Linked DNA regions of Mus musculus: region 1 is linked to region 2. Evidence: chromatin loops called from intact Hi-C (ENCODE). Cell type or tissue: left cerebral cortex. All regions are shown on one strand. Links, peaks and the distances in the headings refer to the core of each region. The heading gives the core; the rest is flanking DNA.

Region 1 (2,913 bases), core at 161-2,660, 110 kb before region 2:
GTGGGCAAACTGAAGTTACTTCTGAGTCATGAGAGTTATGTCCTTAGATATCTCTTCTCTCTCTCTCTCTCTCTGTCTCTCTCTCTGGACTGGGTGAATATGAAGCCCTCACATATGCTAGACAAGTGTTCTTCTACCACTGAGTTACATCACAGTTAACTTGGTTAAGTTTTATTTCAAAACAATCTCATTTTGTCACCCAGGCTTGTGGCCTTGAAGTCACTCTGCAGCCCAAGCAGGTCTTAGATAGAACTTTGCACCTCTCATAGCTGGTGTTACAGCCTAGCTAAAGCAAAGCTCTAAGGCTCTGCCGCCGCAGCAGCTGCTGACTGGTTCACAGTAACTGAGTCCATATGGCCAACTGTGACAGCATCACAGGAAGCTAAAATAACTGCTTAGAAATAAAAAAAATATATATTGCCAGAGACTCAAGTGACTCAAGGCCTTGCTTTCTCATGTTTATTACTTCATCCAGGTCTTGCCACTGTGTGTGTGTGTGTGTGTGTGTGTGTGTGTGTGTGTGTGTGTGTGTGTGTGAGAGAGAGAGAGAGAGAGAGAGAGAGAGAGAGAGAGATATTGGGATTCTCAGCCTTTGGCTTATCCTGGTGACAGGCAGGAAGCTGAGCTATAAGCCTAAGCCACAGCGTTCTTGAAGAAGCTAAGTCAACAAAAATCCCAAGCCACTCCCCGCTCCATCCCCTCTCTCCTCTCAACCCCAGTCCTAGCATGCAGTCTGTTCCCAGCCCTGGCGGCTTAGCTGTATCTTGTTATCTTTTCATCACTCCTGACCAGCTCTGCACTATTTCTGGATCAGTATCTGCCCACCAACAAGCTAGACATCTCTGCTACCTTTCTGGTATTCCTAATTATGCCCTAGAAGCATGGAAAAATGACATTGCTCAACAGAACCAACATCGTACTTAGGGAAAAAAAATTAACAAAACCCCAGACTGGGCAAAGTAGACTGGGAATACATGAATGTTGCCAGTCAGTTATATCACAGGCCCCAGTCCTGATCCTCCCCACCCAAGTGACTTAGTTGTTTTGGAAAGCTTTTGCAATCATGTATGCATCTTTAAGTATTATTACAGTCTGACCTCCTTAATACTGATGGGCGACTCTTCCCTTTGGTTAAGAAATCACTTAAATCCAGTTTTTATCTGATTAGTTCTTCTCTGTCACACCGACCAGCTAGGACCAATGCAATTATCCAGCAATGGGGAGCATATCCCCTTCAGCTGGATGATGTTTGGGGTTTGGACTACAGGCCAAACATTACTAATATCCAACCGGCCTTGCTGTGGCTAGCCTGTGGCTTGGTGGCCCATCTTTCTCAGGAAAATTTTCCAAAGGCATGCTCTGCCTGCTTGTTCCCAGGCTGGTGCGTGGTACAGCAGCACCCTTGCAAGCCTAGCAACTAAACAGAACACAGTTTTCCCCGTGGATAGTTGACAACAGGAGTCATCAGATCTGTGTGCCCAGCTGTTCCCTCTGCCGTGATGTAGGCTCATCATAGGAAGCTGAAGCTGCTTGCCCTCCCCACCCCCACCCACCCCAGCATGGAGTTTTGTGCTAGTGAAACCCTGAGGTCACTAATAGCCTCCAGTCACGTGGAAAGCCGGGACTGGTAGGATGATTACATCACCTCCCACTTTCCCATTTGCACAGCTGAATAGCTGTGCATCAGCCTAGGAAAGTCACCCTGAGAGCTAGCTCCCATCTAGGGAGGTGACCCACTCCTGCTTACCTCAAGAGATGCTTGTCTGCCATCCTTGGAGTGGGAGGAGTCCAACCTGGGCTTGTGCTGCAGCCTTGCCCCTGGCAGGGAGGGGTCTGTTCTCCAGTATGGATATGGATCACCATAGGCTAGGATGAGATGGTTACATCTGAACCAACAAGCAGGCATTCTACAGTAAACCACAGGGATTTTGGTTCTGTCATTCAGAAAGGCACTGATGAATGCCCTGTTGAAAACATCAGATTTTTGTGCTTGGTTGATGTCCCTAGGAGGCCTGCTCTTTTCTGGGGACTGGTGAGGAGATGGGGAGGGGAAACTGCAGCCAGGATGTATTCTATGTGAGAAGAAACATTTTTAACAATTTAAGCCGGGTCGTGGTGACGCACCCCTTTAATCCCAGCACTTGGGAGGCAGAGGCAGGTGGATTTCTGTGTTCGAGGCCAGCCTGGTCTACAGAATGAGTTCCAGGACAGCCAGGGCTACACACAGAAACCCTGTCTCAAAAAACAAAACAAAACAAAACAAAAAGATTAAAGGAAGGAAACAGGTGGCCCTAGTGTCTGAGTATATCACACCAGTGATCTCTCTTACCATATTGCTTCTTTGATGCTCTAGAAAATGGAGTGTAAGTGGGATTCACAGCTTGTAGCTAAAACACTGCGAGGGAACTAAACAGGACACTTGGATAATATTGGGGTCCAGCTTCCCCTGGTCTGTGAGTTATTTCAACAATCACACGTGCATAGTCTGCAATAGGTTGGATGGCAGCAACATGTTTTTCATAGCTCCTGGGTATTTTCATCTGAAAAATAGTTTCGAGTTTGGGCTGGGTTGTGATTAATCGGATACAAACAGAAGTTACCTGGGAAGAGACAATGTCTGTTGAGGGACTGGCTCCATCACATTGGCCTATGGGCCTGTCTATGGGGTGTTTCCTTAATTGTTCCTTGATGTAAGAGGGTCCAGCTCACAGTAGGTGATGGCAACCCTACAGAAGTGGGTGTATAAGAAAGCAGGTTGAGCAAGTCTGAGAACAAGCCAGGAAACAGCTCCTCCACCGTCTGCCTTCAGTTCCTGCCTCCAAGTTCCTGCCCTGACTTCCTTCAGTGTTCTATGAAGTGTTCAGTGAAAACCCTTTCTTGCCCCATGCCTTTGGTCAGTGTTTTATCTCAGCA
Region 2 (2,913 bases), core at 266-2,765:
AGCCCCCTCGGTGAACCTCTCCTTCCAGCTGCTTTCCTCTGAGGTAAGAGTGGTGGCCTGGGACGATCAGACATGTGTCAGTTCCCATAACCCCCTAAGTGGGTGACAATGTCCTTCACGGGTGCTAACCCTCGGGCCTGGGGCCAAGGAGAAGGAAGAGTCAATTGGTTCAGTTGAAAGCTCTGAAGGGATTTGAGGCCCCAGGAAGTCAGACAGAATGCTAAGACTAGGAAGAGGAAAGAACAAAGAGCCACAGAGACCCAGGTCTCTCTCTACCCCAACCTAACCTAACCCATACCTGCTTAACTGAGGAGGTGGGGGTCAAAGTTCCGTGAGGATGCCAGAGGAGATCAGTCCCTTCCTGTTGGGTCACGCACTTAGTGAGACCCCTTTCCTAACCCCCACCTCAATATTTTGTAGCGTGACTGCAGTCAAAATGTCAGTATACAGGCTACATTCTTTTCTATAACATGAGGACCAATATAATCCCAAGTTCCTCTGGGGGTGCTGTCAGGAGCCAGTTCCTTGCAGTGCAGGACTGGTGGCCCACATTTTTTGCTGGCTGCAAGCCAAGGTGCTCTCAGCGCCTGGAGACCGCCCACATGCCTTCTTACCATGGTCCCTGTACTGTGAAGCCAGCAGGCACAGCTAGTCCCCAGCATACATTGAAATTCTGACTTTCTTCTGTTCAGAAGACAGAAAAGACGCTGTGCTTTTAAAAGAACTGGATCATCATGTCTCGAGGTCTGCTATGCCGTAGAACCCAACAAAACCACGAAAGTGATGGCTTTCTATTTGGCAGTTCTAAAGATTTAGGTGTGGGGATCCGAGGATCCATTTTAGGATTGTGCTTTCCACAACTTAGTCCAAGCAGAAACACTGTCAGGGCCAGCCACGCCTGTTAGTGGCCATTGCCCCACCCCCAACCCCTAGCCAGATCCACTTAGGCCAAGTCCAGCTTTGGCATTGGTCACAGCTCCAGTGTACCTGACAGCTTCCTACTGAAACTTCTCCACCTCCCTCTCTGGTACTGGGGTGTGAGCAACTTGACTCTGCGCCCAGGAAATGTTTAAGAGCTGATTACGAGCTAGTCTACTCTTTCTAGCTTCTCAGGCCAAACAGCTGTGGAGTAGTTCAGGGTTTTAGGTCCTTTCCCCTGAAGAACATGAGAAATCCACGCTGTTGGGCCTGAAATGAATATCTGAGAAAATGACAGTGTGAAAGCCTCACCCCCTTGAAGCCCCTCCTCACTGCAGTGTCCGCTACCATCCTCTCCTGATCCCTCAGTCCCTGCTCATGGAACCCACACATATACACACCCCTAAATCAAAAGCAAGAACAAGAAAACCCAGAGAGAGGAGTCATGGAAAGCAAAAGATCCAGGGCTACAGAGATGGCTCAAGCCTGCCAACCTGAGGTGAATCCTTGAACTAATGTAAAGGTGGAGGGAGAGAACTGATTCCACAAAGCTGTGCTCTGACCTTTATGTACAACACACACACACACACACACACACACACACACACACACACCAAACATGCATAATAACTAACATTTTCAATTAAAATGTATTTTAAATCCTAAGAAAAGAAAACTGGGAAATGCCGATCTCTCCCAGAGTATTCTAGCCTTCCAGGGCCTCCTCAGGGTCTAGGGTCTGTTATAGCATGGCCAGTCTCTTGCCATCTCCCTCTGCCTTCTGCCTCGCACCCTGCAACCACAAGAAGGAGAGAGAGCTATGTGTCCCTGGCCAGGAGTCTGGTGGGGCCAGACAGGCAACAGGCAGGTGGGTAGAACATGTCCCCTGTTGCCCAAAGGCTGGGCACAAAGGTCTTCAGTGATGAATTATTCACTGGAACTGTGCTAAGTGCAGAATTAATCCCTTTCCTTCCAGCTGGCGGCCTCACTAAATTATCCCTCCAAGTCATGCGGGAAAACGCTGCCGAATTCATTTAGCTGCTGAGTGTTTTGATCTGGGCCTTGTGATTTTGCTCCCCCTTTCCGTAGCCCCCTTCCCCTGGAGGTGGGGTGGAAAAAAAAGCTTTTAGTAATGGATTTCTAAGAAGAAAGGAAAAGAAAAGAGACCAAGATAAGGTGTGTACCAGGAAAAAAAAATTGCTAGCAGAAATTCAGAGGAGCATCTGAGAATTTGTACACAGAGGTTCTACACACGTCTACACGTTCACGCAGCCACACATGAGTGTTTACACAGGGGCCGTCATGTATACACAGATATACACATGCACACATCTCTTCCATTGTGCATGCATTTAATGCATGTGTACACATACATCCAAGTGTGTGAAATGACAGACGTTTTCACACCTGTGTTGGCACACACATAATCTCCCTGTAGCTCAGCTTGGTGACTCCATCTGAGAAGTGACCAAAAAGTGACTCACTTTGATTCTACAATGTTGAAGAGCAATTTAGGGACGTGACTGCTAATGCTGCTGCAAACGGACTAATAATCTGTCGGGTTCTTTTAGCGGCGACAGCCACCTCTTCATCCTGTCTGGTTATACAGGTCTAAGTTGCATCTCCTACATGCCAGACACTGGCCAGGTCAAACCTTTTCCACATGACCTTGTGGATTGAAGTGTGGGCATGCCCTGTGGCTAGAAAGCCCATGCACCCCAAGGTACATTGATTCAGTTAATTTTGGACATGGCCCTCACCTAGTGTAGACACAGGCTCTTTTGCTATCTTCCCACTAAGGGTTAAAAGAAGAGCGTTGAAAATTGGTTATGGAGTCAGGTGATGATTCAGGTGAATCTAAAAAGGTCCTCTTCCTGTATCCCCATCACCTTAAAAGCACCATTATCCCCCCCACAACCTCAAACGTGCATCAGCTGTGCTGGGGTTAAGGGATAGTACATTAAACAAGGCCAAGAAAAAAAGAAAAAGTTCTTC

Evidence for each region. Peaks named below come from ENCODE experiments on the same cell type or tissue, not always from the same donor. Only the 100,000 strongest peaks of a DNase experiment are listed, where the experiment ranks them.
Region 1: it touches region 2 in a loop (6-fold over the local background); 3 of 42 quality-filtered maps call a loop at or near these places.

Annotation. Positions count from the first base shown.
Region 1 is chr9:58,173,695-58,176,607 of GRCm38, reverse strand. It overlaps Gm39344 (a long non-coding RNA gene), which reads right to left and starts at 2,019. Exons shown (of 3, transcript XR_870787.2): 1 at 1,748-2,019. In left cerebral cortex, for the core only: no CTCF peak of the experiment used is centred there; DNase peaks (open chromatin) are centred at 337, 718, 1,469 and 1,688; H3K27ac peaks cover 2,272 bases.
Region 2 is chr9:58,064,633-58,067,545 of GRCm38, reverse strand. All of the region lies in intron 10 of Ccdc33 (coiled-coil domain containing 33), which reads left to right. It also overlaps a transcript of Stra6 not described here. Among named protein-coding and RNA genes, the nearest start is that of Gm16130, 34 kb to the right of the region's middle. In left cerebral cortex, for the core only: CTCF peaks have their summits at 509 and 1,411; DNase peaks (open chromatin) are centred at 602, 1,012, 1,337 and 1,927; H3K27ac peaks cover 1,996 bases.